Regions from separate parts of the Homo sapiens genome. Here region 2 is linked to region 1. Evidence: read pairs that join two places in POLR2A ChIA-PET (ENCODE). Cell type or tissue: PC-9. All regions are shown on one strand. Each heading gives the region's core, and the rest is flanking DNA. Links, peaks and the distances in the headings are about the cores only.

Region 1 (6,888 bases), core at 98-5,097:
ATAGGAGGAAGTTAGGGCACCGAGAGCTCAAGGGGTGAGGCAGGACTGCACTGCCATAACTGAAGAGGGCACTTGGTGGCACCAGGTTGCAGCCCAGGCCTCACGTTCCAGCCTGTGCCCCCTTTAGTAGCCATCATTGTGAGCTGCTTTAACAATGGACCTCACACAGAGTGACAGCAGTGAGGGTTTCCTGGACACCACCACTGGCCTCACCTGACCAACTGAGGACAGAGATAAGACATTTGTTTGAACTCTTAAATTTTTCTGGTAATCTCCAGAAAAGTTATATCCCCTTTAATATTTATATAATATTTAATAATATTGTGGTTTTTATTGGCTACACATAAGAGACTACATTAATAATGGGTAGACCTTGAGGGTGTAGCCATTTTATACAAGAAATAATGCTCATGATGTTAGGTGGTTTTTTTTTTCTTTTGCTTTTTTGAGACAGGGTCTTGCTCTGTCACCCAGGCTGGACTGCAGGGACTTACTGGCTCACTGCAGCCTTGATTTCCCGAGCTCAGGTGATCCTCCCACCTCAGCCTCCTGAGTAGCAGGGGACTACAGGTGCACGCCTCCATGCCTAATTTTTGTATTTTTTGTAGAGATGGGGTTTCACCATGTTGCTCAAGCTGTTCTGGAACTCCTGGGCTCAAGCAATCTGCCTGCCTCAGCCTCCCAAAGTGCTGGGATTACAGGCGTGAGCCACCACATCCAGCCCTTAAGTATTTATTATAAGGCTTACCACTATATTAAACCACCACCCTATGCCCAAATCATGGATAGCCTCTCCCTTGTGTGTGATGTTTTTATTTATTTAGAAGATAACTTTTTATTTCATACAGTGAAGAAATGGAAGTGTGCAGGCCTCCATCACCAGCCCCTCCCCATGCAGCCTGATGGCAGAGCCTGTGCCTCTTCATTTGCAGCACCTAGCTCAGTGCCCAGCACTGAACAGCCACCTGCAGATCTTCTGCTTCAGATTCCAGTTCCCCAGCCAGGGCTGTTTTGGGTTCTCTCTTTTGTTAAAGTGGCAGGTCATTTGTAGGTCTGAGATGGTAAAGTGCAGGTTATTTCTAGGTCTGAGACAGTGAAGTGCTTTGAGGAGGGAGGGTTGTGGTGGGACTGGAAATGGGGTGGAGAGGAACCATACCTGCTATGGTGGATGGAACTGCTTCAGGCCTTTACCTGCCTGTCTCAATTCCTGGACACACAGGTGCTGATCCAGGCTGAGGACCGCGTGCACCGCATTGGACAGACCAGCTCCGTGGGCATTCACTACCTCGTGGCAAAGGGCACAGCTGATGACTACCTTTGGTATGGCTTGGTTGGGTGGCCTGGCAGTTGGAGTCGAGCAAGGGTGGAAACTGATGATATGTTTACTTTGCTCCCAAAGTGCTTCTGCTTTTGCTAAGTAAGGTCTTTAAGGATCTATAGAAAATTGACTAGTGATGCCCTCCTGCTTTCATCATGACCATATTTGGCCTCCCTCACTAGCGTTCACTGGTGGCTTGCAGGGTGCATGCTGAATCTTATAGCAATAAGGGGTTGTGGCTCCTTTTGCTGCTGGTCTGAGGCAGGGAGAAGTGCTGATTATGACAAAATATAGATGGAATTTAGTTTGTAAAACACCCTGTTCCCAGCTGTGAAGGCATTTGTTAGGACAGGGTGACAGTCTTTTACCTTTTATGATGTGCATTTATCTGGTGGGCACATCTTACATTGCTGCTGCTGGACCACAGGGAGAAAGTGGCTTACCCTGGACTGTGTAGTGTACTTCGTTAGCAGAGCTGGAGTAAGATTTTCAACCCTAGGGTTTTCTGTCTGTTACCTAAGTGAAAAATCTCAAAAAGCTTCTTCCCCTTATCTCCCCCTTCCTGATACAAAATTTCTTGATTATCTCATTTGTTTCCACTGCTTGTCTCTGTTTCCAGCCTTATGACTAAGGAGTCTTCCCTTTGCAATGTGTGTGGGTCACTCCTACTTCCCCCTTTTTAGTGGATTTGTTAATTGGGCAGCTCATAATACCACCAGATTCAAAATTGTGTTGAAATGAGGCAGCATTTATTTCCTACACATCTTCCATTAGAAAGAATATTGAACCTGATGATATTCTTAGCCCTAAATTGGAGTTTTTACAAATGAGAGGGGGCAAATTTTTCAAGATGGGTGTTTGCACCTTGAGAGATGCAGAGATGTGAAACCGTAAACAAGCCGTTGTCCCATAAGAACAAGGAGGGTGGCCTCATTTTCATTAGTCTGGTGGTTCTGTGCAGGTTGTATTCACTGCAGCTCATTTCTCCCCAACAGGCCCCTGATTCAAGAGAAGATTAAAGTTCTGGCAGAAGCCGGGCTTTCTGAGACCAATTTTTCAGAAATGACAGAATCCACTGATTACCTCTACAAGGTAATGCCAGCACATGGCTCTTCACCCCTGGAGCAGAGGGAGGCATTAAGCTGTCTGCCAAGTCTTTGGGTCCTGAGTAGGAGGATGTGAATCACTCCTAGGGACCTCCCCCAGCCTAGAGCTGAAAACAATGGCCTGCAGTCATTCTCAGTTGAACCATGCATGCATCGCTTTATGGGGAAATGATGGCATTAGCTCCTACAGCTGCTGACATTCCCGCACAGGCTCTGAATGCTGCCTCTTCCAGCAGGCCATTAGAAACTGACAAAACTCCCCATGGCAAATGTTGAATTGTTTCAAAAAGTACACAGCAACACCACACATAGGGCTGCCACAGGAATGCATCCCCAGCACAGAATGGGGAGTGTTTAAAATAGGGTACTGGCTTCATAGAATATATTTTCCCTTCTGTCATTTTATTTATTCTCAGTGTCTCCCCACTTGATAGAGGGGTAAACTGAGACATGGCAGTATAGTAGGTTTGCACAAAGTCACAGGGCATGTGAAGCCAGCCCAAGGAAGAAGGCTTCCTGACTTGGCCCAGCATTCCTCCTTTGAGCTCAGCCCTTGTTGTAAAGGAGTATAAGAGGCATCCCTCCATGACCAGGCAGGCCTTGTCAAAGGTGCTGAGGGGGAAGGCTGTTGCCTCTGAACAGGACAGCCCTGGGCCCATCATGCCTGCCTGGTTTCAGTGCTGCAGCCCAGTGGCTGCCACAGACTCTTCCTCCCCCATTTCAGTGAAACACAGTGGAGTGAGCAAGAGACCCAGAGCCTTCCAAAAGCTTGTTTTCCTTCCCCAGCTTGGATTGTTGGCCAGAAGGTGAAAACCAGGAGTATGCCCTCCTCGAGCACAGCTCATGGTTGAATTGTTTCTGCCAGGAGAGTTTGAACCAGGTCTGAGCCTCATGCAGAAAGGGGCCTTACGGTAGCTTATCAGGAAAGTGAAGCACCTCCTCCTTCCTGTGAAATCACCATCAGAATATTGAGTTAGGCCACACATGGTGGTGCACACCTGTAGTCCCAGCTACTCCAGAGGAAAAGGTGAGGATCACTTGAGCCTAGGAGGTCAAGGCTGTAGTTAGCCATGATGGTCACTGTACTCTAAACTGGGCAACAGAGCAAGAGCCTGCCTCAAAAAAAAAAAAAGAGAAAGAAAAAAGTTTAAATAAATAAGAAGTTGAGTTAAATCTTATCGTTGACACCAAGACTTAAGACTCTGTGGATCTGCTCATTCACTTACATTTATTTAGCAAATAAATTCTTTCTTTGCAAGGATTTATTTGCTAAATATTGGGATAAATAAGACTCAGATCATATTTTTAAATGCAGACTGCAAATTATCCTTTCAGACATATATAGTTAATAAGCCAATTTTAAAACAACCTTATTTTTAAGCTTTTTAAAGAACTCTCCAGTTCAGCTGAATGGTAAATGGTAACAGAGCCTAGGTTATTACAAGCCTTTTGAAAAGAAATAGTCTGAGCAGGCATAGTGGCTCAAGCCTCTAATCCCACACTGAGGCGGACAGATGACTTGAGCCCAGGAGTTTGAGACCAGCCTGGGCAACATGGTGAAACCCCCATCTCTACAAAAAATACAAAAATTAGCCAGGCATGATGGCACATGCCTGTATTCCCAGCTACTCAGGAGACTGAGGCAGGAGGATTCCCTGAACCTGGGAGGCAGAGGTTGCAGTGGGCCAAGATCACACCACTGCATTTCAGCCTAGGCAACAGAGACAGACCTTGTCTCAAAAAAGAAAAAAAAGAAAGCCTATTTTTAAAGGATTCTCACTTGAACTCATTTATTCCTCCTTGCCTTTCTCTTACTCTAAATTGGTTAAGCATTTCTACCTAAAATATAAGTACAAGGTAATATAAATGAGTTTTATCAATATTTTGATCAATAACTATATCAATTTATTTTTTAATTAAGATGGGGCTGAAAATTTTATCAACTACTAGAAAAAGAAAATGTTGCTTCCAATATAGGAGACAAAAGCAGAAGAGGTTATATCTCACTGAGATAGCCTTCCTTCTGAGAGGGGAAATGAAATATTAATCTGATCTTGGAACTCGCTTCCAATTAATTATGCATGCCCCGAGTCAGCATACAGTGTTGCCATCATCATAATCAAATGCACATTAGCAGCTTTTTCTACTTGGAATAGGCTGCCTTGCAGGGTGGCGTTTCCTTGACATTGCAGTCATTCAGAAAGAGGCTGATGAGGGCATCCTGGAGGAGGACATGTGGGTTATTTGGGGGTCAGCCTTGATGATCTTTCATATCATTTCCCTCTCTGCAAGGCTGGGATCCTGAAAGGCTAGGAGATTTCGGGTGCAGGTTAATTGAATAATCTGGAGTTCTTACATGACAGGCTGTCATGATCAATTTTCAAGGAACTCTACTTCACCAATGTGGAGGGATTTGGTTAAGGAATAGTGAGGAACAGTGGCCAGGTACGTTGAGACCTAATTCTATAAAGGCCTGAAAAGCCAGGGGAGCAACTGTAGACTTGATGAGGTAGGGACAGCGGAGCCCAAAGACATGACCAAAAAAATCTTTAAAGGAGAGCCTGGGGGTAAAAATCAGCTGGCAAAGATCTGTAGGCTGTTTGAAATGGGAAGAAGCCTGAGGCAGGAAGCGCAGTTGAGCTGTTGCAAATCCATGCAGTACCAAGTGATGTGGCCCAAGTAAAGATGGTGCCTGAAGGAGAGAGGAGGGAACTAATGGGGGGAACAAACTTGCATAAGCCGAGGACTCTGTTTGCCTGGATGATTTCCACCTGGGAGACTACGAGAATGCAGGTAGACTATAAAAACTAGACTTATGGGAAGAGAAGCTGCTTTGAGAATATAGGAGATGAGAGATCATTTGATTTTTTATATTTATTTATTTATTTATTTATTTAGAGACAGGGTCTCACTCTGTCACCCAGGCTGGAGTACAGTGGCACTATGCTGGCTCACTGCAACCTCCGCCTCCCAGGCTCAAGTGATTCCCCCCATCTCAGCCTCCCGAGTAGCTGGAACTACAGGCGCATGCTGCCAACACCCGGCCAATTTTCTGTATTTTTGATAGAGATGGGGTTTTGCCATGTTGCCCAGGCTGGTCTCTAATTCCTGAGCTTAGATGATCCCCCCGCCTCGGCCTCCCAAAGTGCTGGGATTACAGGCGTGAGCCCTTGCAGCAGCCTTATTTTTATGTATTTATTTTTTTTTTGAGACAGAGTCTCACTCTGTCACCCAGGCTGGAGTGCAGTGGCGTGATGATGGCTCACTGCAACCTCTGCCTTGTGGGTTCAAGCGATTCTTGTGCCTCAGCCTCCCAAATAGCTGGGACTACAGGCACGCACCACCATGTCTGGCTAATTTTTTGTATTTTTAGTAGAGATGGGGTTTCACCACGTTGGCCAGGCTGGTCTCGAACTCCTGACCTCAGGCGATCCATCCGCCTCGGCCTCCTAAAGTGCTGGGATTACAGGTGAGAGCCACTGAGCCCAGCCAAAAGATCATTTGATTTTAAACCAGTTTAGTTTTATGAAACTGTGGGATGTCAGTGGAGATATGGAAAATATACCTCTAAATTGAAAAATGGTCAAAGTTGGAAATTTAGATGTAGGAAAAATCGGCAGAGGGGTGATAGTGATCGTGTGTTGTGGTTGTATCCACTGGGCATGGTTTTAACACTACACCATTGTCATCAATGTATAGATGCAGTTGGTGGGTATTTTGATTATTTGTAATTTAAGGTAATCAGAATAGGTACACATATCTACTTATGAATATGTTAAATGTGTGTATGTTTTTTCAACTACTTTGAAAATTAGGTATAAGCCATGGCTGAACACAGAGATTTGGAAGTTGGGGGGCTGGGCACATGGTGGCTCACACCTGTAATCCCAACATTTTGGGTAGCTGAGGTGGGCAGATCATTTGAGCTCAGGAGTTCGAGACCAGCCTGGGCAACATTTAGTGAGATCCCATCTCTTAAAAAATTATAAAAATAAAAATAAATTTAAAAATAGAGATTTAGAAGTTGAATTATACCTTAACTGACCCTTAGTAGAGAAAGGCTTTGGAGGAAGTGAGATCTTGGGTGCTATTTCAGTATTGAAATAATGATTTGGAAAGTTCAAAGGGAGAAAACATTTCCAATGTAAATTATAGCGTGAGAGCAGCTTCTTTGTTGCACTCACAACCATTTCTTTTTCCTAACTCAATGAGCACAGAGAGGGTAAGATGTCAGACACTAAAACAGTGAGGCTGCTTTAGTGATGGTTTGCTGAGATGATGCACACTTGCCATCGTGTAGCTCCCTGACACCATGAAATGTGTGGTCTCTCATCTTTATATTCTCTCATCAGCCCTAGTGGAGGAGAGTCAGTGTTGGAGCCTGGGCTCTTCCTTTTATCTTTTGTTTTCTTTCTCTGATGAAGGACCCAAAGCAGCAGAAGATCTACGACCTATTCCAGAAGT
Region 2 (6,888 bases), core at 805-5,804, 77 kb before region 1:
TTGAGTATTGTATTAAAGAAGTTCCACAAGATGAGTGAGTCTTTGGGAGCTGAGTAGCCACCCCAAGATATACTTTCTATAAAATGCAAAGATATATTGTACTCACATGGTCACTACTGAAATTTTATTGTGAGCCTGATTTTTTGATATGAGTATATGCATGTTTGAATGTGTTTTTATGTAAAACCATTTCATTATTGCTATGATTTGAATGTGTCCCCCAAAGTTGGTGTTTTGGAAACTTACTCACCAAGGCAAAAGTGTTGGGAGGCACGGCCTAATAAGAGGTGATTAGATCAGGAGGCTCTGCCCTCAAGAATGGATTAAAATCATTATTGCAGAAGTGGTTAGTTGTCTCCAGGGTGGGATAGTTATAAAAGCAATCCAGCCCCCTCTTGCTGTCTTGCTCTGGAGAGGTTTCTCACCATGTGATGCCCTCTGCCAGGTTACGACACAGCAAGAAGGCCCTCGCCAGATGCATCTCCTCCATGTTGGACTTCCCAGCCTCCAGATCCCTGAGCCAGATAAATTTCTATGGTTTACAAATTACCTAGTCTGTGGTAGTCTGTTACAGCAATACAAATGGACTAAGACAATTATCATATCTAACAAAACAAAAATTCTTTCAAATCATCATGTATCCATTCAAATTCAAAATTTCTTGATTGTGTCGAAGTAAGGTTTTTTTAAACATTAATTTAGTTTGATTCACATTTCAATTTTTAGTCTAGCACAGGATCACCCACGAGGGAGCATTTTGAAAAAGTGTGGAGTGTTTTTGGTTGCCCCAATGATGGGTAAGGGGCTTACTTCTGGCAAGTAGAGGCTGGGACCCCAGGCAGCTCAATCTTTTACTATCTGTGAGACAATCTCACCATCTCATATATACTTACCCTATGCTCCACACAATTTTCAAATGTTCTACTAGATATTTACAGAGTTGTTTATAACTTGCTTATAACTATCTGAGCTTTAAAAAGTAACAATTTTATATGTAAACAGAGAGACTTTTTAAAAATGATTTTTAATATGCACTAACTGTATGCTAAGAATGAAACTACTCTGTAAATTAAGGGAAGATTAGAGTTTGTGTTGTTAATTTCTTTACCAGATTTGCTCACTCTTTTGGAAAATCACATCATTGACTGCCACACCACTCATGGTAATTGAGTCTCCAATATGCCTGTATTAGTTTTCATTCATAGCTGTCATAACTGTGGTGTTTTGCTTTTAGGAAATAGTGCCTGTCTTATCATGTATCCCGCATAGTCCTCTCTGAGTTGTTGGCTATTGAAATACACCCCTATGTGTGATTCCTTAGCTTCTTCCTACTCTAAGTGTTGCTCAGTCCTTCTCATCATGCCTGAACCAGATACTGTGGTCTCCAGCTGTCTTTCTCTTAGAATAATGTCCCAGCATTTAGGTTTGGTTGGGGACGGGAGCAAGGGGTGGGCATGAATTTCCTGAGCTTCCCTGGCATTTGCAGGGAGACAGCAAGGGAATACCTCTGTGGGTCACAACAGAGGGAGAGCCAGCTGAGCTTGCAGGATGGAAACATTTAGTAGGCTCCCTCCAGCCATCACTGTCTCCACTACTGCTGACGCCACCATCCATAACAAAGCTTCCAATTTGCAGGCTTCAGATTCAGCTTCTGTTTCCTGAGTGCCTCCACTATACCAGCCATTGGGCCAGGCATCCAGAAGCCCTAAGGTAGACCTCATCATCCCTGTTCTACAGGAGAGGAAAACCAAGACTTGGCTACTACAGTATACAAAGGGTGTGGAAAAGTCCTCCTAGAACCCTTACCCTGCTTCCAGGAGGAGCTGGACAGTTCTTTCCAAGTCCAGGCAGAAAGAAGTCTCCTCTTTTTCCATTCTCTTTGTTACTTTATATGTCTGTGCAGGCTTGGTTGAGGAAGAAGGGGGGCCAGAAGGAAGTCTGGCCAGATGGCAGGGTAATAAATGACTCTGACTTAATAATTTGTTGCTCTCCTCTTAATTAAAAGGCTTTTCCCTAAATGATTTGCTGATCACACAAACAGCACACACTAGTTGGGCGAGGACTGGGGGCCCAGGGAAATCTAGACTGAGAGGAGAAGGCATTGGAATAAAGAGGTGGCAGATGGCAGAAGAAGCCCACCCTCCATGTCCCAGGGTGGGCCCAGCTTCAGGAGCTCCCTCCTCCTCAGGTCTGAAACAATTCAATCCAATGATAGAGCTTTGGGGGACTGGTTCTTCTTTCAGGCCTCAGCTTTTCTGGAAGCTGACTTTGCCAGGGGGCTTTTTAATTTCTGGGATGAAGATATAAGCTTTATTTTATCTAACACGTGGCTTTGCATTCAGTTTCCTCAAAGCCCCATGTGGCCTTGGGGGGTGATCAGGTAGCCTTTGGACCATTTTGCATATAAACTGTCACTTATACACTTGATCAACTGGGGTGGTGGTCATAGAGGGGGACAGGGCACCCATTGTTCCAAGCAGCGTCCTGTCAATATCTGCAGTTGCAAGCAAATGACACTAGATAGTGTCAATGGATAAGCTCTCTATTGCATCTTTACAACTGCAATTTATAAGTTCCTGGGATTAAAATCTGCTTTCCAGCAATTATCACACAGAGGTATATTTTCAAAGCCTCACATGTAATTAGAACATGTTATTGATAAAGTGCTAGCTAAAGATTTAGACTTTGAGTCTGTTCATGAGGGATCAGTTTTGTTAATATTGATAATGTTTTCCCCCTTTAATGCAGTTAGGAGTTAGATTGAGATGCCAAATTCAATCAAAATGCACATCTTATCCCCCGCCAAGGGACTTCTGGCTCTCTTTTACTTGTTCAGACTTGTAGAAAGGACCCCAGAGATCGTGTCATATAGGAAAACATCCTGCCAATCTATAACTCTATGTTAAAGAATAAACTCTTTTACACATTATTTTGGTTAACTAGATTTTTCTCAGCATTTGTGCTTCCATCAGATTGGATCATCCTTGCCATAACCACCATCTTCCTATTATTGCTGGATTCCAAATTTCTACTTAGCCAGTTCAGACACCACTTCATCCGCTTAACCTTCCTGATTCTGTATTCCCTGTGTCTCCATCATCAGAGCTCCTCACTAAACCCCCAAGGCCATTTATCTGTGATTGATTGATTGATTTCTTTTTAGAGACGGAGTCTCACTATGTTTCCCAGGCTAGAGCACAGTGTCTATTCACAGGCATAATCATAGCCCACTAAGGCCTTGAATTCCTGGGCTCAAGCAACCCTCTTGACTCAGCCTCCTAAGCAGCTGGGACTACAGGCACACACCACTGCACTGATCTTATCCACAATTCTTTTTTTATTATATTTTCCACACAGGTATTCTCTCTTCTCCTAGTCTTTAAGTTCCTTGAGACAAACTTTCTTTTTAGTGTTTGTATTTCATCTGTTGGCAACAGTATCTTGCACACAAATCATAAAGACCAAGTTGAAGAGGCTTCTTACTTTGTTTCATCAGTCTGCTAATATGTTATCAATATCACACTAGTTTTATTATTGTAGCTTTGTAGTATATTTTAAACATTAATAGAATAATAACTTACATTTATTGATTACTTAATGTATTCCAGGCAATGAGCTAAGTGCTTTACATGATCTCAGGTAATCCTAACAGGAAGTCTATGGGATAGGTACAATTATTTCCATATTACAGATGGAAAAAACAAAATTTAAAGAGATGAATTTACTCCAAGACAAATGCAAAAAGTGCAGAACAGTGTATATAGCACACTGCCATCTGTATGAAAGGGAAGATAAATAAATGTTTTTACTTAAATGTGCATAGAATATATCCAGAAAAATATGCAAGAAATTGATTATGTAATTGAAATATAATAATTATATCCATGATTATTATAAGTCAATTAAAAATAAACAATTTTTTAAAAAAAGAAATGGATGACATTGGCTGCCTGCTGGGAAGGGAATGGGATGCGGGAGTTAAGAATGGAAGAAGAGCAGAATCAAGTTTTGGGTGTGCTGAAGCTCATACAATTTGGGGGGAGCACTTTTACCAAAAAAATACAAAATTAGATACAGAGCCTTAGAAGGGATATATGCCAATGAGGATCTCTGATGCCATAGGTTACTTTTTAAATCTGCCCTCAGCAGAAAGGAGACATTCCACTATATATACTTTTGTATATATTAAATATATGGAGCTTTAATCATGTAAATGCATTGTCTATTCAAAAAGATACAGTTTTTAAAAAATTTATATTTTTTGTTTTGCCAGGCACAGTGGCTCATGCCTATAATCCCAGCACTTTAGGAGGCTGAGGCCGGCAGATAACTTGAAGTCAGCAGTTCAAGACCAGCTTGGCCAACATGGTGAAAGCTTGTCTCTACTAAAAACACAAAAAATAGCTGGGCATGGTGGCACATGCCTTAAGCCCAGCTACTCAGGAAGCTGAGGCAGGAGAATCGCTTGAACCCGGGGGGCAGAGGTTGCAGTGAGCCAAGATCATGCCATTGCACTCCAGCCTGGGTGACACAGTAAGACTCTGTCTCAAAAATAATAATAATAATATTTTTAAAAGCCAGTTCTCCAACTGACTGCATAAAGCAGGACTTTTACATTTTTCAAAAAGTAAATAACTAAGTTTTCATTTTTTCCAGAAGCAGAGGTGTCTGTGCCTATAGCAAGCTGGAGGGGGTGCGGAGGAGGAATTCCAGAGTTGCCTGTTTTACGGAGGCAGGGTAGAGGGACGTGGGGATTTACCTTCGTAATTCAGAGTAGAGATTTGTGTCAAATGTAAAAGGCATATACTGTCGTAACATGGAAAAATGAAAAAAATTAAAAATAAAAGGCATATACTGCACATGTATACATGTAGGGATAAGAAAAAGAGACCCTGCTTTTTCAGAAACGTACAAGAGAAAATTAAGGTAAAAACTCAAATAATATTGCACTGATTGTTAAAAGGGAGCTAATTTCCTGGAAACCAGTGCTGAGGACCAAGGATGTGAGCAGACGGGATGCTAATGCTCTTTCCCAAATGGCTCTGATGGCCCGTGGTTTTCTATTATTGCATCTAGGAGTAGCAGGTCCCTTACTGTAAAGTATCTAGAAATCAGTCAGGCTCTTAACCACTCAATTAGGGTAATTTATCCTTGCGATGAATGGGACCGTTCCTTCTCCCTGATTTAGTCTGGGCTGTGCCTCCATCGAATGCAGATATAAATAGGTCTGTTTGGGGCAGAAAGCCAGCCTTGTATCCTCCCCACCCTGAGGTCTGAACCCGCAGCTTGTAGCCTGGCTCTGTGCAAGGGGCTGATTGTAAGTCCTCCAAGTCAACAGGAACACAAAATAGCTAGCAGCCCCTCCATTTATCTTTCCCCCATGGACAGAACAAATTTGCAGAGAATTTGGACAGAATTTGCAGATAATTTGGAGCAAACATTAAAAAGAATAATCTGACAATAAGAAATGTGAAATGCTGGAGAAAGGGAAGGAAGGAATTGCCTTTTGCCCAGATCCACAGGAATCCCACACTTTGGATGGTTATTTTGGTGCCATCTTAGTTACAGTAGAGACAGGATGCAGGCCTCAAAGCCTTCCTTTCCCCTACTCAGGAAATTCCTTAAGAACTGATTGGCCTTTTGTTTGTGTGTGTGCTATTTTATTTCAGTCAGGGGTAGACCCCTCTTTCTTTTTCTATTGAAGACCACTCAGCTAGAAAAGAGGAAGGCAATTGGTGGCCATATAAGAAAACATCAAATCAGCGTGAGGAAAGGCTAGAGGAGGGAAATATGAAATGTTTCACTTGTACCCTTTGAGAACTGAAAACCAGGAGCAATTTAACACATACGGCAAACTGGGCGAAATAAGCTTTAGCTCCATGCTATGGGCAGCTGGATGTGGGGTTAGAGGAGCACAGAAAAAAAAAAAAAGAGAGAGAGAGAGAGAAAGAGAAAGATAAAAAGTAAATAGATATAATTTACTATAATAAAATGAAAAAGAATGACACAAAGAGACAAAGCATACACATGTAGAATTAAGGAGTAGGCCAGGTGCGGTGGCTCATGCCTATAATCCTAGCACTTTCAGCGGCCGAGGCGGGTGGATCACCTGAGGTCAGGAGTTTGAGACCAGCCTGGCCAACATGGTGGAACCCTGTCTCTACTAAAAATACAAAAATTAGCCGGGCGTGGTGGCGAGTGCCTGTAATCCCAGCTACTTGGGAGGCTGAGGCAGGAGAATCGTTTGAACCCAGGAGGCAGAGGTTGCAGTGAGCCGAGATTGTACCACTGGACTCCAGCCTGGGCGACAGAGAGAGACTCCCTCTCAAAAAAATAAATAAATAAAAAAAATTAAGGAGTACAGAGGGGCAGGTGAGACAGAGGGACAGAGGGACACAGGCAGCCTATCTATTCGCCCCCTTGTGGTCCTCAGGGACATTGCAGACAGCCAATTCTAATCCAACCTTAACATTTAACATCTGTAGACAAAAATGCACTTTGAACACTTAGGCAATTTCCAGTGTGGTGGATACAATTATATATATTAAGAGTAGACTACTGATCAAAGGCTTATGGTGCTCCACTTGCTGGAGCTACAGAGTGGCCTGCTGGATGAGTAGAAGAAACTAGGATGCCTGAGATCAAGTTTGGGCTCCAGCGTTCTCTATATCCTTGCACAAGCTACTTGGCTTCCCTTTGCCTTCATTCTCCCTTAATAATCATGAAAGAACATAATTTTTCCAATCTATGTCTCTGTAAAGAAGCTACCTCATATGCAGGAAGAAATGGTCCATAAGAAAGCTCAGCCCAATGTGATGGCTCACACCTGAAATCTCAGCAATTTGAGAGGCCAAGGCAGGAGGATCACTTGAGCTCAGGAGTTCAAGA

The links. Peaks named below come from ENCODE experiments on the same cell type or tissue, not always from the same donor. Only the 100,000 strongest peaks of a DNase experiment are listed, where the experiment ranks them.
Region 2: POLR2A ChIA-PET joins it to region 1 with 9 read pairs; 8 of 35 experiments call an interaction of 5 or more read pairs at or near these places.

Annotation. Positions count from the first base shown.
Region 1 is chr2:216,475,890-216,482,777 of GRCh38, forward strand. It overlaps SMARCAL1 (SNF2 related chromatin remodeling annealing helicase 1), which reads left to right. Exons shown (of 18, transcript NM_014140.4): 16 at 1,220-1,320; 17 at 2,314-2,410; 18 at 6,849-6,888. Among named protein-coding and RNA genes, the nearest start is that of RPL37A-DT, 19 kb to the right of the region's middle. In PC-9, for the core only: no CTCF peak of the experiment used is centred there; a DNase peak (open chromatin) is centred at 2,522.
Region 2 is chr2:216,397,773-216,404,660 of GRCh38, forward strand. All of the region lies in intron 1 of SMARCAL1-AS1 (SMARCAL1 antisense RNA 1), which reads right to left. It overlaps LOC107985984 (a long non-coding RNA gene), which reads left to right. Exons shown (of 3, transcript XR_001739880.2): 3 at 1,636-1,976. Among named protein-coding and RNA genes, the nearest start is that of SMARCAL1, 11 kb to the right of the region's middle. In PC-9, for the core only: no CTCF peak of the experiment used is centred there; no DNase peak of the experiment used is centred there.